Regions from separate parts of the Mus musculus genome. Here all the other regions are linked to region 5. The links are chromatin loops, found by intact Hi-C in ENCODE. Cell type or tissue: heart. All regions are shown on one strand. Each heading gives the region's core, and the rest is flanking DNA. Links, peaks and the distances in the headings are about the cores only.

Evidence for each region. Peaks named below come from ENCODE experiments on the same cell type or tissue, not always from the same donor. Only the 100,000 strongest peaks of a DNase experiment are listed, where the experiment ranks them.
Region 1: a loop joins it to region 5, with 4 times the contacts of the local background. A loop is called at or near these places in 22 of 42 quality-filtered maps.
Region 2: a loop joins it to region 5, with 5 times the contacts of the local background. A loop is called at or near these places in 40 of 42 quality-filtered maps.
Region 3: it touches region 5 in a loop (4-fold over the local background); 4 of 42 quality-filtered maps call a loop at or near these places.
Region 4: a loop joins it to region 5, with 2.9 times the contacts of the local background. A loop is called at or near these places in 10 of 42 quality-filtered maps.

What each region holds. Positions count from the first base shown.
Region 1 is chr11:100,887,638-100,894,112 of GRCm38, reverse strand. Stat3 (signal transducer and activator of transcription 3) reads left to right here. Exons shown (of 24, transcript NM_213659.3): 19 at 128-222; 20 at 309-448; 21 at 827-1,039; 22 at 4,185-4,227; 23 at 4,523-4,635; 24 at 5,353-6,475. The coding sequence ends at 5,408. Among named protein-coding and RNA genes, the nearest start is that of Stat5a, 32 kb to the right of the region's middle. In heart, for the core only: CTCF peaks have their summits at 2,590 and 2,795; DNase peaks (open chromatin) are centred at 1,462, 2,624 and 3,412; H3K4me3 peaks cover 261 bases; H3K27ac peaks cover 2,745 bases.
Region 2 is chr11:100,980,197-100,986,671 of GRCm38, reverse strand. No RefSeq gene overlaps it. Among named protein-coding and RNA genes, the nearest start is that of Cavin1, 13 kb to the right of the region's middle. In heart, for the core only: a CTCF peak has its summit at 864 (motif pointing left); a DNase peak (open chromatin) is centred at 3,101; H3K4me3 peaks cover 788 bases; H3K27ac peaks cover 947 bases.
Region 3 is chr11:100,968,042-100,974,485 of GRCm38, reverse strand. Cavin1 (caveolae associated 1) reads left to right here and starts at 3,869. Exons shown (of 2, transcript NM_008986.2): 1 at 3,869-4,496. The coding sequence starts at 4,020. In heart, for the core only: a CTCF peak has its summit at 1,883 (motif pointing right); DNase peaks (open chromatin) are centred at 3,805, 4,675, 5,185, 6,405 and 2 weaker places; H3K4me3 peaks cover 3,639 bases; H3K27ac peaks cover 3,617 bases.
Region 4 is chr11:101,007,124-101,013,333 of GRCm38, reverse strand. Atp6v0a1 (ATPase, H+ transporting, lysosomal V0 subunit A1) reads right to left here and starts at 3,893. Exons shown (of 22, transcript NM_016920.4): 1 at 3,770-3,893; 2 at 1,397-1,577. The coding sequence starts at 1,513. In heart, for the core only: a CTCF peak has its summit at 2,702; a DNase peak (open chromatin) is centred at 3,893; H3K4me3 peaks cover 2,779 bases; H3K27ac peaks cover 2,292 bases.
Region 5 is chr11:101,055,514-101,060,513 of GRCm38, reverse strand. It overlaps Atp6v0a1 (ATPase, H+ transporting, lysosomal V0 subunit A1), which reads right to left. Exons shown (of 22, transcript NM_016920.4): 21 at 4,909-5,000. Among named protein-coding and RNA genes, the nearest start is that of Naglu, 12 kb to the left of the region's middle. In heart, for the core only: CTCF peaks have their summits at 211 and 2,434 (motif pointing right); DNase peaks (open chromatin) are centred at 113, 1,553, 2,453, 3,383 and 1 weaker place; H3K4me3 peaks cover 500 bases; H3K27ac peaks cover 4,899 bases.

The DNA of each region.
Region 1 (6,475 bases), core at 557-5,556, 170 kb after region 5:
GGACCCCTTTCTCCAGCAGCTGTCAGGAGCTGCCTGAGGATAGAGGAACCTGAGGGTGTAAGAAGGCTCTGGCAGGAAAGAGCTGGGGTGAGTGGTGGTGGACTTGCTTTCCCATTCTTTTCTCCAGGAAAACATGGCTGGCAAGGGCTTCTCCTTCTGGGTCTGGCTAGACAATATCATCGACCTTGTGAAAAAGTATATCTTGGCCCTTTGGAATGAAGGGTAAGGTTAAACTCTGCAGTAAGGCTGCCCTGTGTAACGAGTCACCTACTCCCAGCAAGCCCGTGACTGGTTGTCCTTGGCTGCAGGTACATCATGGGTTTCATCAGCAAGGAGCGGGAGCGGGCCATCCTAAGCACAAAGCCCCCGGGCACCTTCCTACTGCGCTTCAGCGAGAGCAGCAAAGAAGGAGGGGTCACTTTCACTTGGGTGGAAAAGGACATCAGTGGTAAGAACGCTTGCCTCCTGTATCACTTGCTCCACCTGCTGGCCACTGGCAGCACCCGGCTACTTCATGTTCTGGGTACTACTGCCCCCTGAAGGGCAGAGAGGGCCTGTGCCTCCTGAAGAGGTGGCCTGCCAGTTTGTCCTGTTCACTCATTTGGCTAACATTTGTGTAGAAAAGTGTGATTGAAATCTTACTTCTGTACTCCCTTTCCTGCCTACCCCGTTAATACATTTGCGGCAGGTGTTTTTGCCTATGAGCCAGCTGGATCTCTACAAGCCCGCCTGGATATTGCCTCAGTTCCAAGTCACTGGGCAGGGCATTCAGAGTCTCCAGCACTCACTCCACTGGCATAATCTCTCCTTCCATGGTCCGTGACAGGCAAGACCCAGATCCAGTCTGTAGAGCCATACACCAAGCAGCAGCTGAACAACATGTCATTTGCTGAAATCATCATGGGCTATAAGATCATGGATGCGACCAACATCCTGGTGTCTCCACTTGTCTACCTCTACCCCGACATTCCCAAGGAGGAGGCATTTGGAAAGTACTGTAGGCCCGAGAGCCAGGAGCACCCCGAAGCCGACCCAGGTAGTTGTTGACTTTCCATGGCTTTGCCTTCCTTCCTAGTGAGAAAGTACGCATCCTTGGAGAGACAAGGACATGGCTGAGTATCTTGTGGGAGCAGGGCTTGGTGATTCCTTCTTTTGGGAAAGAGTGGTTTATTGGGTTCCTTGACAGGGTGACTAACTCAGGATTCAAGAGGAGGACAGAATCAGCCCTCAGGGAGCTTGGAAGTCTGAAGATGAAAATAGTATCTCTCCCTCTTCCTCTCTTCTCCCTTTCCATCTCCCCCTCCCTCCCACCCCGCCACTTTAAAACACTAGAAAGAGAAATGAAGGCAGGTCTCTCTGGTGCTTCTCCAGTCAGTGGGTTCCAGAAGACCCGAGACAGATTTGAGTCCAGCATGCTTTGCTGTCCTGAGTGAGCAGTGCCAGGAGTCTGAAGAAAGGCTTTCTGGGGCAGTGGCTGTTGGCAGCCTGGGGCAGAGCTGACATCAAGCTGGAGGTGTTGATGTTCCAGAGATGATGACTGGAGGGAATGTGGACTTGGCATTTAGAAACAAGATGCATCTACTCTGTGGGAGTGCGTGTGGCTGTAAATCAGCATTTCTCAGCCTTTCACGGAGCGCTTAAGACTATAGGAAAACAGAGATTTCCATTATGATTCATAACTGTAGCAAAATTACAGCTATGAAGTAGTAAGAAAAAGTAATGTATGGTTGGGGTCACCACAACATGAGGAGCTGTATTAAAGGGTCATAGCATTCAGAAGGTTGAGAACTGCTGGTATAAATTATATGAAAAATAGAAATTATGTTGTGTTAAGTCTGTAGTGTCTGGGGCGGTCCCAGTGTAAAGAGTCAGAGGTGTCTGGTCTGAAGCCATTTCAAACTTGTTGCATTGACGCTTGCCTCTGTCCTTATGCTGGTGAGGAGTCTGGTTTTCTAAGACTGTTGTTGATCATTGCACATGCTGAGCTCCGAGGTGCCCTGTGTGAGCCGGCCTCCTTGCTCTGAGGTGCCCTGTGTGAGCCGGCCTCCTTGCTCTGAGGTGCCCTGTGTGAGCCGGCCTCCTTGCTCTGAGGTGCCCTGTGTGAGCCGGCCTCCTTGCTCTGAGGTGCCTTGTGTGAGCCGGCCTCCTTGCTCTGGTGTTTTTTCACCAACCGCTTCTGTTCACATAGCACCTGCACACAGCTTCCCCGGCTCTGCCCACCATTCTTGGAGGAGTCGCTTGTTGACGGTTACTTTCCTTTCCCTTTGTTCTGCTGTTGAGTTCTCTTCATTCTGTGGAGGAGTTCAGCTCTCACTTCCTGTCTGTCCCTTATCTCTGCTTCCACCTTGCCTTCAGTTGGAAGATCTGTTTATCAGTCCCTCTCACACTGGTCTTTGTTCTTTTCACAGAGGACTTTGAAGTCCGAGCACTGATCCTTTTGACTAATTTTGCTTTCAAGATCCAGGCCCCTGGTCAGGCATCCACCTCCATCACCATTCCTGTGTAGGCTGCCCAGAGACATTCCTCAGGGGCAAGGCCTGGGCATGAGAAAGGAGCCCACTGCCTGATGGGCTTGCCTGTGAGCCTAGGGAGAGTGCACTGGGGGCTCCGGAGCCCGATGATGGAAGGGTAGGGGGTTCAGATGATCCCCTTAGGGAGGTGAGCCTGTATGTCCCTGTCCTCTGCCCCTGCTACAGGAGTATTGCAGTAGAGACCTCCCCGGAGCCTCGTCCTGGGTCTTCCTTGTCTGTCAGGAGGCTGTAATATACCCTGTGCTCCTCTGGAGGGATTTTGAGCAAGTTCACCAGGCAGCAACAGGATGTTCCTTCTCTCTTCCATCTCCAGTCTGTGTCCCGCACTCCTACCTCGGGCCGGGTCAAAGAATATTTCTCTCTTGACCACTGGAGAATGAAAGTCTTCTCTTCTCCGCTCTAACTTATTGTGTATGCATGTGTGTTGGGGGTGGTCCTTGTTGGAGGACCTTGAGGGTGTCAGCTCTCTCCTTCTACCATGTAGCCCCTGAGGACAGAGCTCAGGCTTGGTGACAGATGACTTAAGCACTAAGCCATCTCCCTGATCCCCTCTGTCTCTTTAAGGTGACAGTTCTCACTCTAGAGACCTTTTCTAGAACTGTAGGCAGCACAGTTGCCTCAATAATTCCTTTGCTTCTGTGCTGAGTTAACCTGTTTCTTGGCCACAAATGAGCTTGCATATTCATCTAAGAGCACTTTCTAATGGCTTCTCCCAGGGGTTTGTCTTGCTGGATGCTTGTAAGCCCCAGTGTTCTGTCTGTGCTTTTCTTAGCCTACCCACACAGCCCCAGGCCCGCTGCGAGCATCATTAACTGAACCCCCAGGGCTTCATGCCAGTGTCCCCAGGGCTTCCAGATTTCTTGGCCTAACATTTCAGTCCTCACATTTCCAACATAAACGGCAGAGATGGAAGACAGCCAGTCCTGTCTCTTTCTCTGTCCCACACATGAAAGAGATGGCGCCTTGGCCAGGTTTCCTGGCTGTTGCACATGTTCTCGGACCTGGTGTCCTGTCTCCCAGTGGCTGGGGTATGTTTTCCTGATTGGAAGTGGCTTTGGAGCCTCCAGCACGTAAGCATTTAGTCCTGTTGGTGTCTGGGCTGGTCACCAAACAGGGAAGTCAATTCACAAGTGTGACCAGGTCACAGGAGAAGCCTAACGCTACACAAAGATGGTTGGTCGCTCAGGCAGGGTGGGGAAGGATGCACAAGAGTTGGCGGTAGGCCGGGCAGTGGTGGTGCACACCTTTAATCCCAGCACTTGGGAAGCAGAGGCAGGCGGATTTCTGAGTTCAAGCCCAGCCTGGTCTACAGAGTAAGTTCCAGGACAGCCAGGGCTACACAGAGAAACCCTGTCTCAAAAAAACAAAAAACAAAAACAAAAGAGTTGACGGTAGGCTGGGTAGAGGTGGGGCAGGTGTCTCTGCAGAAGTCTTTGCAGCTCAGGAAATTCTATGGAAGAGATAGAACTTCAAACTGCAAGACTGGATGGCAAGCAGCATGTGATGAGGGAGGACAGCCCTAAGAGCTGGACTGCGGTGTCTGGGCAGTTTCTGTAAGGTTGGCTCACGCCGTCTGGGAGAGGCAGGAGGATTCCTCTTGCATGTTCTCAAAGCAAGTCACAATCTGTTAAAGCCCGGGTTTCCTCTCTGCAGGTGCTGCCCCGTACCTGAAGACCAAGTTCATCTGTGTGACACCGTAAGTGGCCGCCCTTCCCAGTTTCGCATTCATTTCTAGTGTCCTAGTGTGCTCAGTTGTCCCCAGGAATAGGGAGGACATGGGGTGAGAGTTACCGTGAAGGGCTGGTAGCTGCTGGGCTTGTTTAGTGCTCAGAGTGACCTTGTGTGTTTAAAAAGCTTGAGTTTTTATTTTTTCTGTTGGAGACCAGAGTTTGATGGCTTGTGTGTGTGTGTTTGTTCTTTTTTTTTTTCCCCCTCCATTGTGTCTTGTCAACCTGGCCCTTCCCACTCCTGCCGTCCCCCCTTTCCTACAGAACGACCTGCAGCAATACCATTGACCTGCCGATGTCCCCCCGCACTTTAGATTCATTGATGCAGTTTGGAAATAACGGTGAAGGTGCTGAGCCCTCAGCAGGAGGGCAGTTTGGTGAGTGTTTGGAGGGTCAGGCCCCATTGATGCTTGCCTGTACAGAGCCAGGGCCTGCCATCCACACTGGTAGAAATCGGCTCTAGAGCTGGGTGTGGTGGCCCAAGCCTGAGGCAGAATGATCCCTCCCTGTGAGTTCTGAGGCCAGCCTGGTCTATAAAGTGAGTCCAGGATAGCCGGGGCTCTATTACACAGAGAAACCCAGTCTTGAAAAAACAAAACAAAACAAAAAATGGCTCTAGGGCCATGTTCTGCTGTGGAAATGATACTCACACACATGCAGTTTCCCAGTAGCCACAGTAAAAGCAGTAAGAGACTTTGACAGCTTGGGTAAGCAGCAGCGGCACTTCAGCATCTGAGAAATCATGGAGCTGTCCTCCCCTGTCCCGCCTCCTCTACTGAGTCTTTGAAATGGAGTGGCTTTGATGCCTTTGATTTAGGCTAGTCTCAGGTGGCAGTGTGTGGCTAAGGCTACCACACCCAGGGCAGCCTCAGACCCCTGAAAGAGAGAGTGAGGGCTGAGGTGGAGACTGTGCTCTTCTGGGAGGGCAAGGCCCTCCTGTGAGGGGCAGGAAGTCTGGCTTTTCTGACCTTGTCCATGTCTGAAGGAACAGGAGACTGGTGGTTCCTGAGCCCTGTCCTCGTACAGAGGGATGAGGGTTTGTGAGTCGGCTTTAGTCAGGTGGCTGAACTGACACTCTCTGTGTGTCTCTGCAGAGTCGCTCACGTTTGACATGGATCTGACCTCGGAGTGTGCTACCTCCCCCATGTGAGGAGCTGAAACCAGAAGCTGCAGAGACGTGACTTGAGACACCTGCCCCGTGCTCCACCCCTAAGCAGCCGAACCCCATATCGTCTGAAACTCCTAACTTTGTGGTTCCAGATTTTTTTTTTTAATTTCCTACTTCTGCTATCTTTGGGCAATCTGGGCACTTTTTAAAATAGAGAAATGAGTGAGTGTGGGTGATAAACTGTTATGTAAAGAGGAGAGCACCTCTGAGTCTGGGGATGGGGCTGAGAGCAGAAGGGAGCAAGGGGAACACCTCCTGTCCTGCCCGCCTGCCCTCCTTTTTCAGCAGCTCGGGGTTGGTTGTTAGACAAGTGCCTCCTGGTGCCCATGGCATCCTGTTGCCCCACTCTGTGAGCTGATACCCCAGGCTGGGAACTCCTGGCTCTGCACTTTCAACCTTGCTAATATCCACATAGAAGCTAGGACTAAGCCCAGAGGTTCCTCTTTAAATTAAAAAAAAAAAAAATAAGAATTAAAGGGCAAAACACACTGACACAGCATAGCCTTTCCATATCAAGGAATACTCAGTTAACAGCCTCTCCAGCGCTGTCTTCAGGCTGATCATCTATATAAACCCTGGAATGGTTGCAGATCAAATCTGTAAAAGAGATCCGAGAGCTGTGGCTTGGCCTCTGGTTCAAACACAAAGGCTAGAGAGAACCTAGATATCCCTGGGTTTTGTTTACCCAGTATGCTTGTCGGTTGGAGGTGTGAGGTAGGCCAAGGGCACTGGAAAGCCTTTGTCATCACCCTACTCCCTCCCCAACCCAGACTCCAGACCCTGTTTCAGGGTCAGCCTGCCCTGTGGGTGCCTTACTGGGCCTAGGGTCAACCTGCCTTCCTTTCCCACTTGACCTTGCTGGTAGTATGTCCCCTTCCCATGTCCAAAGGCCCTCTGTCCTGCTTCTATTGGGAATCCCTGCCTCAGGACCTTGTGTCGAGAGGGATTGCCTTACAGGTTTGAACCTGCCTCAGACTACAGGCCCTCAGCAAAGCTCAGGGAGTATGGTCCTTATTCTATGCGCTTGGTTCCCAGGGATATCTGTAACC
Region 2 (6,475 bases), core at 689-5,688, 75 kb after region 5:
GGCTTATAGGTTCAGAGGTTCAGTAGATTATCATCAAGGTGGGAACATGGCAGCATCCAAGCAGGCATGAGAGTTCTACATCTTCATCTGAAGGCTGGTAGCAGAATACTGGCTTCCAGACAGCTAAAATGAGGGTCTTAAAGCCCACACCCACAGTGACACACCTACTCCAACAAAGCCACTCCTACTCTAACAGGGCCACACCTTCTAATAGTGCCACTCCCTTGGCCAAGCCTATATAAACCATCACACAGTCCAACCATCTGTAACTACAGTTCTAGGGAACTCTACGCCCTCTTATAGCTTTTGTGAACACTAAGCACACACATAGCACACAGACATACATGCAGGCAAAACGCTTATACACATTAACACTGAGAGAGGAAGGAAGGAAATTTAATAGAAATTTATAATGACCAGCCAACTGGAAAGTTGGTGAACAGACTCATAAAAAACTTTTTAAAACTTTTGTATATGTGTGTATAGCATGTGAGTACAGGTACCTGTCGAGTCCATGGGGCTGGAGCTACAGGCAGTTGTGAGCCATCTGACTTGGGTTCTGGGAATAGAACTCTGATCCACTAGAAGAGTAGTGAGTGCTCTTACCCTCAGAGCCATCCCTCCTGCCCCTAGACTTAGTAACATTTAGAAAACTTTGGAGAAACTCAGAGAAAGAGGTGATTGGGGGCACAAGACACAACCTGGGGGAAGGAGCAGATTGAGAGTGGGGGCACAAGACACAACCTGGGGGAAGGAGCAGATTGAGAGAGAGCACCGCAGTTAGGAATGTATTCTGCTCTTCCAGAGGACTGTGTTGGATTTTCAGTACCCACATCAGACTGCCTGCAACTGCCTGTGACTCCAGTGCCCTCTTCTGGCCTCTAAAGGTACCTGAACGCACATCTCCCCCCACCCACTTATAAATCGTATATACATCAATAAAAAATAAATCTTTTTTGTTTGTTTGTTTGAGACAGGGTTTCTCTGTGCAATCTGGGCTGTCCTGGAACTTACTTTGTAGACCAGGCTGGCCTCAAACTCAGAAATCCACCTGCCTCTGCCTCCCAAGTGCTGGGATTACAGGCATGTGCCACCACTGCCTGGCCTAAAAAATAAATCTTAAGAAAGAAAGAAAGAAAGAAAGAAAGAAAGAAAGAAAGAAAGAAAGAAAGAAAGAAAGAAAGAAAGAAAGAAGGAAGGAAGGAAGGAAGGAAGGAAGGAAGGAAGGAAGGAAAGAAAGAAAGGAAGAAAGAGCCTCAGGAATAAAAGAAGTATCTTCATAGAAACTTGAGACACAGCTGGGCAGTGTGGCCTACGCCTTTAATTGCAGCACTTGAAAGGGAGAGACAGGTATCTAAGATTTGAGTTCCAAGCCAGCCTGGCCTACAAGTTAATTTTTTTTTTTGAAAACTCTGTTTGTTTATTTATTTATTTTTATGTATGTGAGTGCACTGTCACTGTCTTCAGACATACCAGAAGAGGGCATCGGATCCCATTACAGATGGTTGTGAGCCACCATGTGGTTGCTGGGAATTGAACTCAGGACCTCTGGAAGAGCAGTCAGTGCTCTTAACTGCTGAGCCATCTCTCCAGCCCTACAAGTTAAAATTTTTTTTTTTTTTTGAGACAGGGTTTCTCTGTGTAGCCCTGGCTGTCCTGGAACTCACTTTGTAGACCAGGCTGGCCTCGAACTCAGAAATCCTCCTGCCTCTGCCTCCCAAGTGCTGGGATTAAAGGCGTGCGCCACCACGCCCGGCACAAGTTAATTTTTTTAACTTAAAGTTAAAATTAAGAGCTCTTTGCCCCATCTACTGCGAGAATGAAACCATTCTCAGCAATCACAGGAGTAAGGTCTTTCTCTCTGTGTGTGTGTGTCTCTCTCTCGGTATGTCTCTCTCTCTCTCTCTCTCTTTCTCACACACACACACACACACACACACACACACACACACACACACACACACACTTAATAAATGTTGCCAGGTGGTGTCAGCCCTTACCTTTTAATCCCAGCACCTTTGAGGCAGAGACAGGTGGACCTCTGTTAGTTCAAGGCCAGCCTGGTTTACAGAGTGATTTCTAGAACAGCCAGGGCTACACAGAAAAAACCTGTCTCAAAAACACCAAACCAAATCAAACCAACCAAACAACCAAACAACCAAACAACCAAACAAACAAAACCCTGAACATCAACCTCAAACCAAAAAGCAAAACCAAACCAACCAAACAAAAGAATGTGCTCTGCCCTTCCAGGCTTCAATTCCCATACCGGCACTGGGCAGCTTACAGCATGCCTTGACTGAAACACCCTCTTCTGGTTTTTATACGTATTATCAAAGACAACAAAAGGAATGATGGTTTCTGGGCCCTTCCTGTGCATCTCCTTGCAGTCTGACTCCACACAAGTCCCTTTACCTCCGTGCTTCAGTGTCTACCGCTCAGTAAGGACTTCTAAAAACAGGGCTACACAGTGGGAAATTGTGTGGAACCTTCTGGAGAACCATGGCATGCCAATGTGGCACGCACCTAACACTCTTGCTAGTTTTTACCTGGTTCAGAGTATTTCCCAGAGACCTTGTGACTTCTTTTTTCAAATTAAGACTTACCCTAATATGAAAAAAAAATTAAAAAATGTTTAAAATTGTAGCACCTCCCCCGCTTCCCCAAATCATTAATAAAAGGCAGTTCACAAAGCGGGGGAGGATTGTGCAGCACGTGGAGCCAAGAGGCGGCTCGCTTCCAGTGTATGATACATATTTACATTAATAACGGCAAGGAACATAGCTACCTTTACTGGATAGCTGAACTTCCCTGTTAGGACTCCAAACATGCTGTCAAAGTCATTTTGCAGCAGAACATAGGATCTGCCGTCAAGTTTCTAAGACATGGAGACAAGGCCTGCCTTTCTGAAAAACACCCCATCAAACAGGTGGTGATTTCTTCCTCAAGATGCAGCTGCGCCCCAGAACTTTACCCAGCGTTTGGTTCTCAATGGAGGGCTTACCAGAAGAGGCAAGAGAGGAGATCCAGAAAGGGCTTGAGTTGCCTTGGCCCAGATAGTGACAGGCACACTCACTGCTGCACCAGAGCGCCCTCTGGTGGGATAATTTAGAGCTGAGCTGGAAGCTGGTCCGCCCCTCCCGCAGGGTCGCTCTGGGAGACCCTCACTCTCCTCTAAGGCGGGGTCTGGGCCGTGCTATTGTTGTAGTAGGGTCTTTAGACACCTCGAAGCTGGTGTTGCTACCCTCCCAGAAGCAGAAGAGGAGCCGATGCGACTCAGTTCTTGACTTCCTAGATTGCCTGTTGATCACTGAGTACAGCGTTCTCTGGTTAAGATATTTAAGCCCTGTGCTTATGACTTACCGCTAGGGCTGGAGGTTCGTTCAGATCCTTTAATAGAGAACTGGTCTAGCACGCACCAAGGGATCCACTGCCCAGCGTTAACGCGATGGGGTAGCACACACCTGTCATCCAACGCTGAGGAAGGAGAGGCAAGACAATCAGGAATTTAAAGCCATCCCAGACTTCACAGAGAAGTCGAGACCAGATTGGACTAAAGGAGACTGTCTCAAAAGCAAGCAAACAAAACTTAAGGACTTGCAATTGTTCTGTATGATTTTATGCTACCAGATAGTGAGTTTGGTTTGCTTTAGTGGTGCAAGAGGGTTACCGTGGGGCGGGGCAGAGGATTGATTTTAGGATCTCAAGTGTTCCAAGCAAACACTGTATTGTGATCCCGACTCTCTCTCTTCTGCCTCCCTCCCTCCCTCCCTCCCTCCCTCCCTCCCTCCCTCCCTCCCTTCCTTCCTTCCTTCCTTCCTTCCTTCCTTCCTTCCTTCCTTCCTTCCTTCCTTCCTTCCTTTTTCTTCTTTCAATAGACCGGACCTTTACTAACCACCTTAACCTTCAGTGGTGCTGCCGCCGTTGCTGCAGGTAGACAAGCTGAGCCTGCTGCAGGGTCTAACAAAATAACACTGCCAGGGAGGAGCTGGGAGAGTTCACATCCAGTATCTTGTGTTTGCTTTGGTTTGGGTTTTATTTTTGTTTTCCGTTTCTCTGTGTAGCCTTGCTGGCCTGGAACTCACAGAGATCTGCCTGCCTCTACCTCGGGAGTGCTGGATTAAAGTCCTGTACCACCACTTCCTGGCAACATCGAGTATCTTGTAGGAAACAATATGAGAAGGTTTGAGAAGTGGTGTGCACATAGCAAAATGGTCCATAAACTAGCCTGGAGGGCTTTCTACTTCCAAATCTGGGACAATGTGAGCAAGCATAAATCGATGCTACTGGTGGACGTGAAAGCAGGCCTGTAATGGATAGAGGAGGAGGAGGAGGATTAAGAATTCAAGCCTAAAGGGGGCGGTGGTGGCGCACGTCTCGGCTATACAGAGAAACCCCGTCTCAGGGGAAAAAAAAAAAAAAAAGAATTCAATCCTAGCCTAGGCTACAGGAGATGTAACACACAAACAAAATAGTGAGAGTAAAAATAAAATTATACATCATTAAACAAAATAGTAATTCGAAAGTCTATAGTTTATATAAGTCAAATAGGAGATAGAGAGAGAGATTCCCTTGGAGAACATCAATTTGGGTAGAGAAGAAATAAAATGGAACTAGAGATTTACCAGTCTAAGGCTGGAGAGATGGTACAGTAGTTAGAACACTTACTGCTTTTTGTAGAGGACCAGGGCTCCATTCCCAACATCCATAAAGTAGGTCACAAAAAGTTTCAGAGGATCCAACAGGCAGGCATATGGTGCACATACATGCATACTGTCAAAACATTTGTACCCACAAATACATAACTACATATAAATAAATAAATATAAACTTAAATAAAAAATTATCATTGAATAGCTATCATAGAACTCAATAATTCAATCAGAAAATTCAATGCATTCTTAAACTAATGAGCAGAAGTTTATTGGGAAATTGAATATTAAACTAGTCATAAAATATTGCTCTGGAAAAAAATATTTACAGTTTATAAGAGAGATAAGGAGTCATTTCCTACGGGAAATCTGGCTGGCAGATGGCATCCTTGACCCTGAAGTGACCAGGGTTAACTGCTGTAGTAATGGGCAGGTCACATATTTTGTCTACCTGGGAAAAGGAACTCAGCTTCCCTCTTTCCGCTGTCCCTGCTGTGACAAATCCCCTCCACCTAATCTCATGGGAACTTGGGCAACATTTTCAGAATGAGTGTCCTATAACCTTCAAAAGGTCTGCTATCAAAGTCAAGGGCGGAATGAGGAGCTATTGCCCCAGTTGAAGGGAGCCCTTTAAAGAGGCAGTTATCCAGCTGAGGGGTGTATCTTTGGGGCTGAAGTGCTTACCTACCATGCATAAGGTCTGGGGTTTGATTGTAAACCAAATGTATAACTCACATCTCAACTTCCAGCACGGAGGGGACTGAGGCAGATGGACCTCTGTGAGTTTGAGAGCAGCCTAGTCTACATAGCTAGTTCCAGGCCAGTCATGCTACATAGAGAGGCCCTGACACGAGAATTTTTTTTTTCCTGTAAATTTAAACATTTCAAGAATGAAAACTTTTAGCTTAGATATGGTGGGACTCGCCCATGATCTCAGCACTTAGGTGGAGGATCAAGGGCTCAAGATCATCTTCAGGGTCATTCTGAATTTGAGGCCAGCCTGAACTACTTATGACCCTGCCTCCAAAAAAAAAAAAAAAAAAACTTTTTTTTTTGTAGCCCACCCCACAAAAGCTTTTAAAAAAGATACTCTTTTCCTTTTATTCTGGAGATCCTAACTATTGAATATTTGTTTATGCTGAATGACATCCACCTTTTTGAAGCATCTAGTTTTTCTTCATTATCTATTGAAACAAGTTTCTCTCTCTCTCTGTCTCTGTCTCTCTGTCTCTGTCTCTCTCTGTCTCTGTCTCTCTCTCGATTAGATAATCCCAGGCCTGGAACTCACTATGCAACCCAGGTTGACCACAAACTTGTAGTAATCCTCCTGCCTCTGCCTCCTGGGAGCTGGCATCATAACCATGAGTCACCATATCTAATTTAAAACTTTTGCCAGGTAGTGTTGGCACACACCTTGAATCACAGCACTCAGGAGGCAGAGGAAGGAGAATCTCTGAGTTTGAGGCCAGCCTGGTCTACATGGTGAGTTCCAAGACAGCCAGGGCTACATAAAGAAATCTTGTCTGGAAAAAAACCAAACCAAATCAAACCAAACAACCAAACAACAACAACAACCACCCACTGTCTTCTAATTTTTGTGCATTTCCTTCAAGAGACTATTAGGCACTCTAGTGGTACATAGAGATCCTGCTTCTTTGAGGTACCTTTCTGGTTGTCAAATGGTTACTCCGTCACTCAATCACTTGTAAGCCATCCAATGTTTGGTGCATAAGTATCTACATAATTCAATGGCTTCTTTCCATTTCAGCCCAAGGGGAAACCATTATATCTTGGAAGCCACATAGGGGATCCAGGACCAGAGT
Region 3 (6,444 bases), core at 1,445-6,444, 87 kb after region 5:
CAAAGACTTTCCTGGTGGGAGAGCCACAACTGTATTGACTTAACAACTGCCTTAGCAAGATGTAGCCACAAAAGCAAAGCATCCATACAAATGCCTCTTTAAAATGTAATCTGCAAATGTCCACTGATAGGGAACTGGTTGAATAAGCTATAGTCCATGCATACATTAAAAAATAGGGTAGTTCTGTGTGGAAAAGAAAACCTTAGGAAATATTAACATTTCAAAAAATATATATATGTATATATAATATGATCTTTTTGTGCACAAAATTTCTTTCTTTTCTTTTGTCTTTCTTTCTTTTGAAATAGGGTAATATTGGTTGGCCTGGAACTCTCCTGTGTAGACTAGGATAGTTTCAAATTTATAGACTTTTCTGTCTCTGCCTCCCAAGTGCTGGGATTAAAGGTGTATGTTACTATGTTCTCCTCCTCCTCCTCCTCCTCCTCCTCCTCTTCTTCCTCCTCCTCTTCTTTCTTTCTTTTTAAAGACTTATTTTATTTTATGTAGATGAGTACACCATTGCTCTCTTCAGACACCCCAGAAAAGGACATCGGATCCCATTACAGATGGTTGTGAGCCACCATGTAGTTGCTGGGAATTGAACTCAGGGCCTCTGGAAGAGCAGTCAGTGCTCTTAACCTCTGAGCCAACTCTCCAGCCCCCTTCTTTCTTTTTAAAAGAAAAATTGGGTCCTGCTATTGTAGCCCAGGCTGGCTTCCAACTCACAAACATCCAGCTTTAGCCTCTCATAAGCTCAAATTGCAGGTATATATGATTAAGCACACACGTATGCAGAAATGTGCCGTAGAAAATTCCCCAGGAAAATACTAACAGTGGCTTTCTGGGAGGGAAGACTAATAACTAGGATAGGAAAAGAAGTACAATTTCCTTAGTGGTTATGGTGGAGCATGTCTGCAATTCCGGTACTCCGGAGGCCGGTGCAGGAGAATCACCATGAATGCGAGGCCAGCTGGGCAAGACCCTATCTCAAGGAACAAAAATAGCTGGGCATGTTGGTGCATGCCTAGAATCCAAAAGAAAACAACAAATAAAATGGCTTCATTCCGCTGTGTTACTTACTTGCTTGTACTATTTGCAATCTGTACCTTGCCTGTTGAGTAATGTAGCTTGGGGCTGTAGGGGAGTTGGCAGGTAAAGGTGCTTGCCACCAAGCCTGATGATCCGAGTTCGATCCCAAACTTTCAGGCTACAAGGAGAAAACTGACTCCCAAAAGTTGTCTTCTGACTTTGCGCGTGCAAACCTGAACACACACACACACACACACACACACACACACACACACACACACACCTTTTTAATTTTTTGAAAAGATTTATTTGTTTAGTGCCTATGAGCATTCTCCTTGCATGGATGTATGTGCACCGTGTGCTGGCCTAGGGCTGGCGGAGATCAGAAGAGGACACCAGATCCCCTAAACTGCAGTTATGGATGGTGGTCAACCACCATGTGGATGCTGGGAACTGAACCTGGTCCTCTGCAAGAGCAGCAGTGCTCTTAACTCATGAGCCAACTCTTCTGTGTGCCTTTTGTTTACTTGTGTTTGGGGACAGGGTTTCCCTATGTAACAGCCCTGACTGTCCTGGAACTTGCTTTGTAGACCAGGCTGGCCTCAAACTCAAACTCATACCACCTGCCTCTGACTCCCGAGTGCTGGGATTAAAGGTGTGCACTACCATGCCCCATACTGAAAATATAGGAAGAGAAAGAGTTTGAAGGTCCAGTAAGGCTTTCTCCTGACATTCTTTTTTCTTAAAGCATTATCAGTTCTTAATAGAAAAAAAATTTAATTGCTATAATTTCCTTAAATTATTTAATTATTTACTTATTTAGTGTGTGTGTGTGTGCAGGTGCCAGTGGAGGGCAGAAGAGAGGACATCGGATTCTCTGTACCCAGAGGAACTGTGGTTATTGAGAACCACACTTGGGTTCTGTGTAAGAGTAGTAAGCACCTGTAACCACTGAGCAATCTCTCCAGTCCCCTTTTTTTCTTTTCTTCTCTCTCTCTTTCTCTCTCTCTCTCTCTCTCTCTCTCTCTCTCTCTCTCTCTCTCTTTCTTTCTTTCTTTTAAAAAGTTGGTAATCTGCCCATTGTGATGGTTATAAAACATGTAGTTTATTTTGTTTGTTTGTTTCCCCATTTGTTTTGTTTTTGAGACAGGGTATCAGTGTATAGCTCTGGCTGGCCCAGAACTAGCTATGTAGACCAAGATGCTGTCGAACTCATAGACATCTGCCTGTCTGCCTTCCAAGTGCTTTGATCAAAGGTATCCCATCACACCTGGCAAATATTCAATTGTATGCAGAAGTTCACTCTTTTTTTTTGTTTTGTCTTTCAAGACAGGGTTTCTCTGTGTAGTCCTGGCTATCCTGAATCTCACTATGTAGACTAGGCTGGCCTCGAACTCAGAGATCTGCCTGCCTCTGCTTCCCAATGGCTGGGACTAAAGGCGTGCGTCGCCACTCTCGCCTGAGGGTCTCTCTTCTTTAACCTCAAGTGAGAAAACCAATTGGTGTGTTGGGGGATTGCTGTTTTATTCAGAGGTCCCTAAAGTTCTATACCCTATATGGCAATCTGCTCCACACGTTGGTGAATTGATTGATTAGATCGACGACCCTCGAGTCTCCACAGAGCAGCGTTTAACTTAAGGAGGGTGGGCACCAGACTAGAAGTGACCTTTTGCCGAGAACCCATCCAGGCGGGGAACCCCAAGCCTGGTTTCCTAATCAGGGAAAAGGTTTTCAGTATCTCTGTGGGAAAGGGAATTGGGGTGGCTCCAGGGATTGCTGAGGGCCTGTGTCTAGAGACACAGGGCAGCCTGTGTCTCTAGACGTCTGTGCTAAGGACTTTTCTGCGCCTGCTCAGAACTGCCAGCTCCTTGGTGTTCAGCACCATGAAGAAAACTGTTCGCTTCCCCATTCGGTAGTACCGCTATAGTTGCCCCAATTCCTGCCCCAGGGAAAGGTACTGAGTACCGGTGGAGTTCAGAGACCTGGAGCTAAGAACAGATGGCAACAGTAACCTGGAGTGAACCCTGGAGAGCCACCTGCCTCCTCTTGGCCTTCTTTTCTCTGCTAGGTAAAGAGATGGGGTTCCGTGATCTCCCTGAATGCTCACCTAATATCCGAGAACCCAAGGGAAGAACGAGTCCGACGCTCACATTCTTAGAATTAGCTAGATATCTGCTGGAGGGGGCCCTGGGAGAAGTGACCAAAAGCTTTTACTTTATAATTTACTTCTCGCCTTAATCATGCCCTGTCCTTACAATTCTAAGAGAAACCTAGAGGCCCTTTCTAGGCCGTCACCCTTTCTGTCATTTCATCTCTTCCCTCTCTCTCACTAACAACCCCACAAGATTTGGGGGACAGTGGTAACTCAGTGTATAGATAGACGATGGGGGCAGACCCCCAAATCTTTGAAAAAGATTGTATAGGGCAAGGATCCTCCAAGGACATGAGGCATAGACACAAACTACTCGTTTACACCCAATTCACGCGCCATTTGGACCTCAGCTTGATCTTAAAAGGCTGGAGTGGGTTTGTGGGTGAGGAAAGAGAAAGAGTAGAGCACACTCCGAAGACCTAATTCCTTTCCGCAGCTCACATTCCTCTGCCCCAGTCCCGCTGCCGCAGCCTCCACTGCCAAGGGGGGCCCTAGACTCCCGCTCCAACTATTCCAACCATCCTGAACAGGGTGGGGCGCCCAGCTCTTGGGTTCCCCTCTGCTGCCCCTCCGGGGTTGGTCTCCCCTCCTGCCCCGGTTCCTCCCTTTCTGGGGTGGGGCCAGCCAATGGCCGACGGGACTCCGGGTTTGGTCTAGGAGCCGGGCAACTCGCAGATTCCCCGCCCCACAGTTCTGGCTAGAGTCCCGGTGCGCACGGACGTGGCTCGAGTTTCCTCCGCTCTGGGCTCCTGCTCGCTGTCCAGTCTCTCGCTCCTCCTTCTCTCCCGGTCTCCCGCTCCAGTTCCACCCGGTCGGCCCCGCACGGCTCCGGGAAGCCATGGAGGATGTCACGCTCCATATCGTTGAGCGGCCGTATTCCGGATTTCCCGATGCTTCCTCAGAGGGCCCGGAGCCCACCCAAGGGGAGGCGCGGGCCACGGAGGAGCCGTCGGGGACCGGCTCCGACGAGCTGATCAAGTCGGACCAGGTGAACGGTGTGCTGGTGCTGAGCCTTCTGGATAAAATCATCGGCGCCGTTGACCAGATCCAGCTGACCCAAGCCCAGCTGGAGGAGCGACAGGCGGAGATGGAGGGCGCTGTGCAGAGCATCCAGGGAGAGCTGAGCAAGCTGGGCAAGGCGCACGCCACCACGAGCAACACCGTGAGCAAGTTGCTGGAGAAGGTGCGCAAGGTCAGCGTCAACGTGAAGACCGTGCGCGGCAGCCTGGAGCGCCAGGCCGGCCAGATAAAGAAACTGGAGGTCAACGAGGCGGAGCTGCTGAGGCGCCGCAACTTCAAAGTCATGATCTACCAGGTGAGCCCGCGGGGCGGACCGCGCCCAGAGCTGGGGTCCCGGCCTGGGATCCGGGTGGGGACACCCGGCCGAGGCTCGTCTCTCCGCCAGCCCGGCCTGGTGAGAGCGGTCAGGAGCTCCTCCCCCCTTCCTGTGAACCCAGTTGGAGTGGGGTTTAGGGAGTGGCAAACTCTTGGGGCTCACAGAGGGGCGCACCCTGCGCCTTCCTCTCCAGGCTCCTCCCCACGGTCTCTAACTCCTATCGGAAAAGTTAGCGGGCTAGACTTGGGAACGCTGAATGCTCCCAGCTTGTCTCTGTCAAACGCCTTTCCACTTGGAGGAAGTTTTTTTTTTGGTGGGGCGGAGAGAGGGAAAAGGGAGGGAATGCCCGAGGTCTCTGGTGGTCTCTGTATGCCCCTCTGTAAGCAGACACTAAAGGTGGGGCCCGGGACCTGGGGCCTCCGGCGCTGCGGGCCCGATATAGCGGGTGATTCAGGGCTCAGGCACGCAGTGGCGGGGGCGCCATGCAAGGGACACGATCGTCAGCCCCCCACACCCTATCCCCGCGCCCCCGCACCAACCTCGGCTACCCACGCATGTCCCTAGGCCGCGATCTGCCCCTGGCCTCCAGGCACTTTCAGTTCCCAAGGGTCTTGCAGTGCGCGGGCGCCCTTGGCGCCTGCTGGGAGCGGGTGGGGCAGGTAGGGTGGGCGTTAGGAGTGTAAGTGGGGCGGGTGGAGGTGGCGGTCTGGGCGCAGTGAATCACCCCACCCCCGCATGATTGCGGGGGCCATGTCCCGAGCTGTGAAGGTGCTGGTGGGTGGAGGCTGCCGCACTCCACGGGCTCCACCCGTTGCATTCTTTGCACCTTTCTGGGTTCCTCCAGCCTGGATATAACTGTGATATCTTAACCCCTAAAGCATCTGAGAGTCAGTGCAGTGCAGATTTGTCCCTGCGCTCCCCATCCCTGACCCCCTTGAGAGTAAGGCTGAGCTGAGTGTGGACTTAGTGCTCTTTCCCTGGGAGGGAATGTGCTGAGCTCTGCGTCCTCCTGCTTGGGCCTAGTTGATGCTTCTACTCCTAATAGGAGTGATGGTTGTAGGGTTAGTTTATGCTCCTGAAGGGAATGGAAACGTGCTCTACCTTCAAAGATCTTTGTAAAGGGGCTGTGATCACCAAGCTCAGAGACTTTCTTGATTAAGATGCCCCAGAGTAACCATGTGATGTGAGATGAGGACCTTCGCTTAGTTTCCCTAAGAGTAACCATGAGCGATGCAGATGGGACAGTGTCTGGGGAAGAATGGAGCAGACCATATTCTTGGAATCCTTGGTGGTAGGCCAGAGGCAGAGCAGGCCTGCTCCCAGCTCCTGCCTCTACATACTGCTGGGGTACTCTCTCAAGGGGCCTGCAAAAAGCTTTGCCCGGCTGGTGTTTACCCGGGGCCCCAATCATTTCAGAGGCCAAAGCAACCTGGGACATATAACACAACCCAGTCTAAAACAAACAAAAAAAGCTTTGCGTCTCCCATTTATAGCACCCACTGGGTAGGAGAAGAGTGTTGACTTAGAAAGCCATTTCCACTCAGTCTAATGCTTGGAAGCAGGAGGTGTGGGTCCTGTGGGTTGTTTTTGAGACCGGTGCGGCCCTTGCCACACAGGTGATGTTTAGGGAAAGAGAAGTAAGCTAGCTCGCTCCTTCTGTGCTTGTCACAAAGAACTTGGACAGGTGACTTTCTCATTAAATGGACCAGGTTGTGCAGTCTGGGGACATTCTCAACCTGGAGGTAAACCTCCCCAGGCTGAGGAGGGTGATTCTGAGAGAAAGGACAAGTGTTGAGTGGGTGGACGACTTCTCTGATGGGGTCATCCTCCTCTCTGATCTGTTCCAGCTCCAGCATCGGACAGTCATCACTATCTGACTAGTGTGGTGGGGTGGGGCATGCACTAGATGGCTTTGACTGTATCTGAA
Region 4 (6,210 bases), core at 1-5,000, 47 kb after region 5:
GAACTCACTGTATAGACCACGCTGGCCTCCCAAGGACCTTGAGGGGATTGGAGATGTGAGTTATCACGTCCAGCTTTGGTTTTTACGCTTTTGTTTTTGAAAGAAAATGACAAGTGTATTGACCACAGGGAGAGCACAGGGGACGGACGCAGTAGTACCAAAAGAACCACCTGCTGGCTAACTTAAGAGCTTGCCAGCTCCAGAGCCTGTATTAGTTAACCCTGCCCCTTTCTGATCACTCTTGTTTAATTCACGAATTCATTCCAACCAATCAATGTGGATACTTTATATAGGCACCCAAAACACAAAAAGGTATAAAAACAGAGAATGAGCTAGACTCCTTGGGGCTGGGATCATTGAGGAGGGACGGTAATCAACTGTTCCCATTGATAAATGTGAAGTCATGACCATTATTATAAAATCTATGAAAAGTCCCTGGAACTCTGAGCCTGCAGGATCTGAGTCTGGGACACTGTGCCACACGCCTGACTACCCACAGCCTCCAGTCCTGTGCACCGTGTCTTCTTGCTCATATTATAAACTCCCAGAGCATATTTTTTAAAATATTGTCTGTCCTTTTAGTTTTGAGATCCTTTTCCAAGTATCCAAAAACAGCGAATTATTAGCATATGCTTGTTTACATACTATATATATATATATATAAGTTTTGGTGATGTACCTAGATGTCTCAGATTTCGTTTTAATTTTTTTCTTTTAGATCCTACTGTATGGGAAACTACAGGGTTCTTTGTTTTGTTTTGCTTTTTGTTTTAAGTATCAGGCTGTAGTGTTAGGGAGATGCAAACAAAATAAAAAATTTCTACCAGCATTCCTAACAACTTCCTTAAGAGTAGTTCAAATAGTTTTCTTTTTTCTCCGGGACAAGGTCTCATGTAGCTGGCTTCAAACTAACTTATTATGTAGCCAAGGACGGCCTTGAGTTCAAAACACTGCTCTTCTACCTCCGAAGTGCAGGGGTCACAGGTCATTTCCCATCATGCTTAGTTTTTTGTTTTATTTGAGTTTTTTGTTTCCTCCTCCTCCAAGACAAGGTCTCCCTCTGTAGCTCAGGTTCATCACCTCATTGCCTCAGCCTCCCGAGTACTAGCCATATAGAGATGAACCACCATGCCCAGCTTAAGATAATTGTCCAAGGAAAAATGAGCAGAAACCATTTCTATCTCTAGAAAGACAAGAGACAACCTGAGCTTCCGTCTAAGCCAGTGCTAAGCCAGTGCTATGCTGTTACTTTGCAAATAAAAAAAAAAAAAAAAAAAGAAAACCCTCAAGATAAAGCCATTCAACATAACAAACAAAATCGGTTCAATCAATGGTGCTCAAAAAAAAAAAAAAACCAAAACAACAACAACAAAAAACCAGCTTTACTTTCACTTACATCCCGAAATTGGACCTTCCCAAGCTCTCCTAATTCACTGACACAGCAATAAGCAGCTTCAGACTGTAGAAATAGCTGGGCCAGCGTCATCTCCTCACTCCGGAAAAGCTCCCCCATGGTGGCGATGGTAGTTCACTCCAATCCGAGGCAAGAGAGAAAATGACTTGGCTTGAGAATTAACCTATAGGACCAAGAATAAACAATACCCTAGGTGAGATTCTTATCTTGCATGCCCCAAGGGGAAGTCTTAACACTCTTGCTATCTGGCTCAGAAAGGTGCAAAAGAGAAATTGCCAAAAGCAGTTACTAAATCCCAGACGAGAGAGCCTAGACTAAGAGTCATTTCCTTTGTAAGCAATGCAAGGAATCAGGATGGACTGACAGTGTTTTGGAGCAACACAATACAAAAGAATATATGCAGAATAAGGACAGGAACCGAGAACCCCAAAAGCTCTTTAATATGAGGCTCACACTACCTGGGGGTCTGGTTTTATTTTGTTTGAGACAGTGTCTTATATAACCCACAGCCTGCCTCAAACTCAATATTAGTGAAGGCTGGCTTTGAACTCCTGATCCTCCTGCCTCCCATCTGTTTTTGTTTTTCTTTTTTTCCCCCATACAGGATTTCCTCTGTGTAGCCTTGGCTGACCTGGAACTCACTCTGTAGACCAGGCTGACCTGAAACTCACCCACTTGTCTCTCTACCTCTGAGTGCTGGCATAGTGAGCCACCACCAATGGCACTGCCTCCAGCTCTTTAGAGCTGGGATTACAGGGATACACCAACATGCCCAGAGCTTTTTTGTTGCTACTGTTTGCTTTTTCACACTTGACACAAACTTTCCTGCTAAAACCCTCTTCTTTGTTATTTCATTTTGTTTCTTGGGTTTTTTGTGAGCAGGAAACAATAAAAGAGATTTTAACTACCCTCTTATATAAAAGATGTGACTAGCTGTGACTGCTTCCCCTCTCACTGACAATGCCCACTTCCAACATCTAAAATGTCCAGCACTATCTGAAAGCTATGGCTAAAAGGATCAAGCTTCCAAACTCCTGGGAAAACAGTATTCCTCTTCTAAGGAACTCCAACATATTAACATCATTTTAAAAAAAGACAAAGGAGCCCACACAGCTTAATTTCAATTCAGGCATGACAGGAAAACGTTGGTAATGACAAAGCACTTTTAACAAGCCGGAGGAAAAGCCTTCCACCTCTGCAGCTTCCTGCGACTCATCCCCATCCTCAAAGACAACTGCCTTCTTCTATCTGTCAAGTCTCTCCTAGGAGCCTGAAGGCTTCCGTTCAGGTCAGCAGCTGGCGCTATCAGTGGTACTGAAAATGCAATTATTTATTCGCGATAAGCTCCCCGCTCAGCTTCGGTACAGCAGCATCTGCAGTATCTATCCTCAACAGATCATCATGCACTGCATCACTTTTAATGTCGTAACGTCATGCAAATTCCATGTTAATCGATAGATAAGACTGATGTTTCCGAGAAGATTTGCCCTTCGGGAAGGCAGGAAGACATTTTGAGGAACCCGAAAAACAAATCCTTTCGGCATTAGGTGTTCAAGGAGAGCAAAATAACACACTCGACTAAAAGCAAGCATTTCTCAAGAGATTATGTGGGTTGACTTAAGAATATGAATCACCCACATAAGCTATAACCAGTCCTTTCCACCTTGAACGAGGATAGATGCCACAACCTCAAAATAAATGAAATCATGTCTGACAGGCATAGCTGACAGGGCTGACAGGGCTGACAGCCTCCAGTGAGTTACCGCCCTCCTCCTGTTCCTTCATGATTACAGGCCTCTCCAAGACTATCTCTACCCCCACTGAAACCAAACACAATACGAATTTGGAAAAGCGGTTTCCAGGGGTCGCGAAATGAAGTACGAAGAAAGTAATTCTGCAAAAGGGTGATCCAAACCCAAGGTCCTCCCAGGAGGACTCTCGCTCGGATTCTCCAATCCTCCCTTTCTAGCAGGGAGCATTTGTCGTTCACCTCTTCGTTTCTAAGCTGCACAGTGAGAGCGCAGAAATTTTCTGGACCAGGCATAACCTGTCTCCTGGTTAGGGAAGAAATCCCCAAATTGTAAGACCCTTTAAGAAATCCCCCCAGATCACTCTGCCTATCCGATCTCTTCTGTCCTTTCGCCTCCTCCTCTCCCGGGTCATTCCTGAGCAGTGGCCCTCCAGTTCCTCTGCCCACAGGAAGGGTGTCCGAAGAGGGAGATGAGCCCCCCATATTTTTCTCAGAGACCTAAGATCCTGGCTAATTCTTCTGACAAGCATCCGAGGTATCCGAGTGCGCTCCACGTCCCCTCGAAAGCCACTCGGGGAAGCGCTCTTTCTACAACCCCAGCTCACCTCTCGCCGGCTCCGCCGCCGCCGCGACCGCAGCCGCCGCAGCAAAGCGACCCCGGCTCAGGCTGAGCAGAGTCGCCGACCAGCGTACGCAAGCAAGGCTCCGCCCCCACGCCACCGTCGAGTCCCGCCCCCGAGATGATTTCATCTCAGTTGACCAATAGGATGCTGCCTCTCCCCTGCTGCCGCAGTGCAGAGTCTATGGGGCTCGGGCGAGTCCTGGTGTGCAGTCGCCATCTTTGTTCCGGCGTTGTGATTTCTATCCCAGTTTGGAAGTCATCTGGGCTGGGCGTGTGACTTTTGAAGTGTTTGCCTTTTGAGCCCATCAGAATCCTTTCTCTCTATTATCCTCGGAGCAAGGTTACCTGCCATCTCTACTTTCCAGAGAACCAATTCACAACTTTTTCTTGGAGAAAGCAGCATGAAAGAAATGGGCACATTATAGAATGATCTGAGAGCTTGAAGGGAGCCTCAAAGCTAGTCTTCTTTACGTATACGCATCCTATGTCGTTCTTAGACCTCTGAAAATATTTGAGCCCCAGACTGGAGAGCGACTTAAGATAAGTCCTATATTAGAGACATAGGATCTCGTCCACTTACAAAGTATCGGATTCATTCTTCCAGCAGCTACCTAGGATTTACACTTATCCAAATTGGAAAAAAAAAAAAAATCCCCGGAAGACCACATGTTGACAAAGTAATTATTTTTATCTTGCTTACTAGGTTTCTGTGAACCCATCTGACCACGTAGGAGTTTTCAGTTCCTCATATATCTTTTGAATGCAAAATAATACCTACCTTTTTTTTTTAAAGCTCCTTTTCTAAATATTGATAGAGTCCTTTCCCCCCAATTAAAGAAGAGTAGGGAGTCAGCAGAAACATCAGGAGGAACTTGGAGAACTGGTCAGTCAGTCTCTGTGGGTGGCGGAACTCATTGAGATTCAAGTGTAGTGAAGGAGGTATTTCGGATTTAAAAAAAAAAAAAAAAGCAACTTGTACTGATAATTTTTATCTGCTTGGCAGAAGTATTACAAAACGTGTTTTGTGAGCCCGAACAAAATGATGGACACAGTGAACATTTTATTTGAATTTTTCTACTGCACATGGTAATTGAAGGTATTGCTTCATTACAATTCTCTCGAGAAGCAGCATTTCTGAGACCTAGGCTTTACGGTTTTCACATTCTGAAGCTCCTTCTACAGGCAGGGACCCACAATTGAAATCCTGCCAAGTATTTCACAATGACTGTCACTTCCTTCCTCGTAGACTTAGAAAAAAAAAGCTAACCTCAGAGTCAGCTGCTTCCTAACCGCAAACAAGTGTTTCATACACTACCTGTAAGAAAGCCTATCCCGGACTATAGTTCACTTGAGTTGTTTCTACACCCCACGCCGTGGTTTCCCTGAAAGTACATCCTCTTAGAGGTCCAATAATAATAATAATAATAATAATAATAATAGTTATTATGGAGGTCAGAGAACAACTTAGTGGGAGTTGGTTCTCTTTAACCCCGAGTTACCCAGGAATTGAACTTGGGCATCAGGCTTGTCTGAAATACTTTAACCTGTTAAGCTAAGACTTTCTTCTTCTTCTTCTTCTTCTTCTTCTTCTTCTTCTTCTTCTTCTTCTTCTTCTTCTTCTTCTTCTTCTTCCTTTCATCTCCTGCTAGACATCTTTCCCCAGTGTTCATCTATTTTCTTTCCGTGCTCTAATCTTGGCCATCTTGCCTCTCACTAATTTCAAATGTCTATGGTTTGGGATTCATGTCTATTTTTCTATCCTCCACCTTTCTTTATGGTCAGAGAGGGCATTTCTGTCTGTTAGATGATACCTCATGGGTAATATATTTGTTGAAGTCTACAACTGTGAGACAGTATTAGGTACCACAGATACGAAAATGGAGCAGATACATTTCCCATCCAAAAAAAAAAAAATATCTTGAGAAGTACATTTCAATACTTGGGGGTGGGGGTGGGGGTATATGGCTCACACCTGTAGTAAGCCTAGTAATTTGGAATGCTGACGCAGGAGGATTGCCTCCTAGTGAACACCAGGCCGAGTAGATCAACAAAGCATCTAAAGAAATTGCAGGGGAAAGAGGTGAGTGCAATAATTAACACTGTACTATGTGCCAGCAAGTTTCCGCTATGCTTTGTAAATACAGACTCCTTTACCTATCACAATAACCCTAGGAGGTAGATATACCCCTTGATCAGAGGACGTAGCATTATCCAACAAGATAAAATGTAAATGTTTTTGAAGCTGGGGGTATGGCTCAGAGATAAAACACATGCTTAACCATGAATGAGGTTCAAATTCTAAGCATAGAAAAAAAAAAAAAAAGTAAAGAAATGCTGTTAGGTCAGGTGTACTGGTGCATTGTTAAGCACCGGTAGTCTACTGAATGTGGAAAGCAGAGGCAGTAGGATCATTGAGCCCAGAAT
Region 5 (5,000 bases), core at 1-5,000:
TCTCAGACAGATCGGCAGCCATCCCTGCTGGGCTTCGGGGCCTTTTCCTACTCAGAGGGGCAGGAAAACATCAGGGCTGCCTGCCTGCTTCCTCCCGCACACTCCCCTGGATGGCAGCCCAGCAGCCAAATCACCACCAAATATGGGCAGAACATGATTCAGAGCAAAAGGCCGAGCAGCAATGGAGCATAGTTTCCACTCGGGACCGTGTGACTCTTGCAAGAACATACGGGGATGGGACTGTGGTGGGCTCCAGGGGACAGGTGACAGACACTTCAAGGCCTCGAGACTAACCCAGTTCAGCTTTAGTTATCAACTGGACAATGGTGGGCAAGAGGTGGCCAGACACCCCTTCAGTTCCAGGGTGCCTGCCTGGGGACTGAGTGTCAGAGCTACAGGCTGTGCCTGTTGGGAGAAGTGGGGGGAAGCACAGAACTGATCGTAGGGTGCCCGCTCCCACATTCTACATGGGCAGGGCCCAGGCCCCAGGAGCTCCTGGGGAAAATGGAAGCCAGCAATAATGGAGCTCTGAGCTAAGAGGAGCTGCAAGATTCCAGGGTCAGGGCCCAGAGTCGCACTGTAGTGCTGGCTTCTAAGCCCTTTTTTTTTGGAGACAGGGTTTCTCTGTGTATCCCTGGCTGTCCTGGAACTCACTCTGTAGACCAGGCTGACCTCCACACTGAAATCCACTTGCCTCTGCCTCCCAAGTGCTGGGATTAAAGGCATGTGTGTGCCACCACTGCCCAGCTTCTAAGCCCTTTTTAAGTCCTAGCACAGAGCTGGCTCTGGAGGAGAGTGGCTAGTCTCCTGATCTCTCGCTCCCACGGGGTTTGAGTAGGCCTCATTCACGTGTAGCATGGGTATTTCCGAACAATGGAACAAAAGATGTGCATCTCTCTTTATTCTATACTCTTTAGCCCAAGTGTGCCATCACGGGTTCCCACTCCCGCCTCCAGGTCTAAGGACACATTCGGAACTCGGACTCCCTGGCTGGCCGATGGCAAAGTCAGACAATTCTCATTTCCAAACGGGGCAAATGGAGCCTGAGTTTTCCTTGGAGGATTAAGGGGTCCTCGCCTGGTCAGCAAAAGCCCTGCTTGCCTATGTTTGGCTTGAGCCATAAAAGCTCTGCTGTGTGGGCTGACAGACAAGGTCCCTCTGGTGCAAGGCTTCCCACCAGCAGGAGCTCAGGGCAGTCCTAACCAGGAACATCTTGGACCTTTTACATTTTCTGTTTTTTCCACAGTGTTTATGATGCATGTGCGCACGCGCACTCACGCACTCACACACACACACACACACACACACACACACACACACACACACACACACACACAGGAGGCCAGCATCTTGGGGTTATCTAGAGGTCAAATCTGACTTTACCTCCCACCCAGAGAGTCCTCACCTCAAGCTCCAAGTACAGAGATGGAAAACAATTTCCCTCAGGTCACCCCACCCTCTTCCCCGAGCCAGGGAAATGTGTGCTTCCTGAGAAAGTACAGATCTGAGGCTGCTTTGTGGGGTGAGAGGTGCTGACCCCTGCAAGCTCTTCTGCTGCTCAGCTCTAGTGAAATGAACCTCCCACTCAAGGGTATCAGGAGGGCAAACAGACTTCTCTGACACCTCCGCCAGCTTCAGCTCCTGGCAAAGGCCCTCCAGTCAGCCATGGGGGCGGGGCGGGGCGGGGCTGAGGATATTGCCTGCTCCTGCCATGGTCCCAGGGACCTCTTTTCAGGGCTGGGTGAAGGAGGAAGGGATTGTGGGGCCTCTTCCCTTGCTGGTGGGGTGTGGTGGAGGGGAACAGCTTTGGAAGAGGCCTAGAGCGGCTGCTTCTTGGGCTCTGCCTCCAGGGCTTACATTGTCTGATGGTTTGGACCTCAGGCAGCGCTGTCAGCCTGCAACTATCTTCCCAGGACTTTTTTTTCCCCCAGGCACCACACCATTTCTAAGGCCTACTCCCAGTTCTGTTTCATTAACCAGCATGGACACATATGGACTCCTGTCTCATGACAGCAGTCTTATGTTTCATCCTGATGGCTGGTTACAGCCAGATCCCTGCTTCCTGTCTAGTTATGGTGAGCATGAATACCAAGCGCATGCTACGTGGTAGGTGGGAAGAGGCACAACCCAAAAGGAAACTATATCTTCAAATGTCACTGACTTTATGACCTTCACAAATCTCAGACTAGTGGTTTGTGCTATCAAATCAAATCAAACTTAATTTAAGTGTTTTTCTTCTCAATCCCACCACAGAAACTCAGAACTTGTGTATCAGGGAAATGCCAAGAGACTGTGTGAGGCATGAAGATGCTTGTGTCTGGTGCCAGGAATCATGAGCGCTATCCCTGGACCATTTTGGCAAGCACCAGCTAGCTGTTCCATCTCTCAGCAAAGGGCTAGCACCTGCTCAGCTCCTTCTAGGTCTTGGCATACTTCTGAATTTGGCCAATAGAGGGCGCCCAAGCACCAATTAAAATTGGTGGTGCCCCATCTCAGCAGCCACCCATCCCTCCAAAGCCAGGGTTTTGAAAGGTGCAGGAGGCTTCCTCCGAGAGTCTCCTCTTCTACTCAATACTTATACTGCCATACAGACAAACAACATGAGACGCATACTACAAGCCTGTGCTCGCAGACTATGCATTAGGGCATTCAGATGCCAGCAAGCGCCTCCCATCCTCTAACCAGCCTAAGAAGTTTGTTTATGGGGCACACGCAGCCAGGTCTCTCTGTAGGGCGGTGGACTTTCAGCCATGGTCTATTATGGTGTGTCAGGCCATGTAGCAGACACTTAGCGTGTATATTATTTTCTGTTTCTCACAGTAACTTTGCCACATGGCTATCATCGTCTCTCTCCACACAAGACCAAGTCATGTTCAGAGAGCTCAGGATCAGCTGCCAGTGAGGGCAGTTTGTCTCAGAAGCCTACTTCACACTACCGCTACGCCTCCACGTTCCTTTAGGAGAGTGGAGGAAGGCACACGGTCACTTAAAGGCCAAAGGTAAGCCTGCAATCATGGACGTTCTGGCAATAAAACATAGCACCCCAAACTGCCTCAGCTCCTGATAAACATGAGACCCAGGGCCAGGCAACCTCCTCAGAACAGGGCGCCCCTGCCTTGTTGGTCTGCCTGATGGTTCTGATCCAAGCTTCATGGCTCCTCACCGTGCCCAGCATAGGAGGCAACCAGGCTTTAACACAGGCAGGAACTAATGAGAGGTAGGCGCTCTCTCCTCAGATCAGCTCTGGAGACACAGATGGGAACATGAAAGCAAAGGGGGTCAAGAGGACAAGAAAAAGTGAGTCACAGGGCGGGGGGCTCGTTACACAGACACTCCTTACTGGAGTGGCTGGGGAGGTATGCTGCGGAGTGGAGCGTGCTGGCTGATAAACTGAAGAGAGGGTGCCAAGCCGGCAGCTGAAAGCACGCAGCACTCCCAACCTCCCAGGCTTACAGTAAACAAACCACTGGGTGCAGAGAAGAGGAGCCAGGAGGAGAGGGCCGGCTCAGAGAGGGCCAGCTCAAGAGACAGCAGCTTCTGCTGACACAGCAGCACAGGCCTTCTAAAGCAGCTATGGAGGGAGGACTACAGCCCGCCTCTAACATGCAGCAAGTCTCCCCATAGCCTGGTACAGCCAGGCACAGGATCTTAAACTTGCAATGCAAGCCAGGAGAGGAAGATGAGGGTCACAGAGGCAAGGCTTCTCAGGTCAGGGCTGTGCAAAGCCCTCCTGGAACGGAGATCACCCACACCACCTCAGCCAGGGCTTTCTGAGTTTGTGATCCCTTCACAGTGTGGGGTCAACTAGAGCTTCCCAGGATGCTGGGATTAACCCTTTCCTGAAATGGGGAACACAGCACCAAGGGGTAAATGGAGCCCCAAAGAGGCAGAGTCTGAGGCAGGGCTGCTAGCAAAACACAGGCTTCCTGGCCTTTAGGAGAATTCATACAAAAATTATATTCACTATTTATCTGAAACTCAATCTAACTGAACATCCTGTATTACTAAAGAATTCTTAAATTACAGTTGCGTGTGTGTGTGTGTGTGTGGGGTGTAAGTGTACACATCTGAAGGCCAGTGGACAACTTGCAAAGGTTGGCTCTCTCCTTCCATCATGTGGTTCCAAGGGATCAAACTCGGGTCGTCAGACTTGATGGCAAATGCTTTAACTGGGCCACATCGCTAGACTTCTCTTGTATTGGTATTTGCTAGGCCTAGCAACCCTCTTTTGAACTCACAGTCACAGCCCAGCCTCTAGCTCCTCTGTTCCTGAACCATTTCTTCATATAGAGTCCCTAAGGGTCACATGGTACATTAGCGAACACACACCACGGCCCTACACACACACATGCGAGCACACACACACCACACCACCTTTGGAAAAGCTGCTTTAGTATAGCTAGCATCCCACCAAGGCAGCAAGGGGTCCAGTCTAGTGCTCTAAAGACAGGAGTCACAGGCCAGAACAAAACAGAAACACCCACACACAAAATGAACTCCTAGCTGTGCAGGGTAGTTTTTGCCTATAATCCTAACACTTGAAAAGTTGAAGCAAGAGAATTGTGAGTTCAAGGCCAGCCTAGCTATACGGTGAGACCCTGTTTAAACATCAAACAAACAAACAAACAAACAACAATAAAACTAGACCTGTTACCACAACTCCCTCTCCACTCTATAAGCACAATTGGAAGCACTGAGGAATACTGAAGCAAGGAGCAGGTCCTTTCCCGGAAGCCATGAAAAGATGAGCTGGGCTTTCCTGTGGCCCTTCCCTGTGCTAGGAAAGTGGGGGAGGGATGTGCGGTGAGAGCTGGAGGAGGGACAGACTTCTGGTGCCAAGCAAGAGGACTGTCTACTCTTTGTGAGCAAAGGCGTGGCCTGCCCCACCCCTGGCCCCCTGCCACTCACCAGTGTAACCGCAGCGCGTGGAGGAAGGCCGAGAGGCCCTCCATGATCAGCAGGATAGCCACGGTCAGCGTGGCAAAGGCGGCGAAGATGAA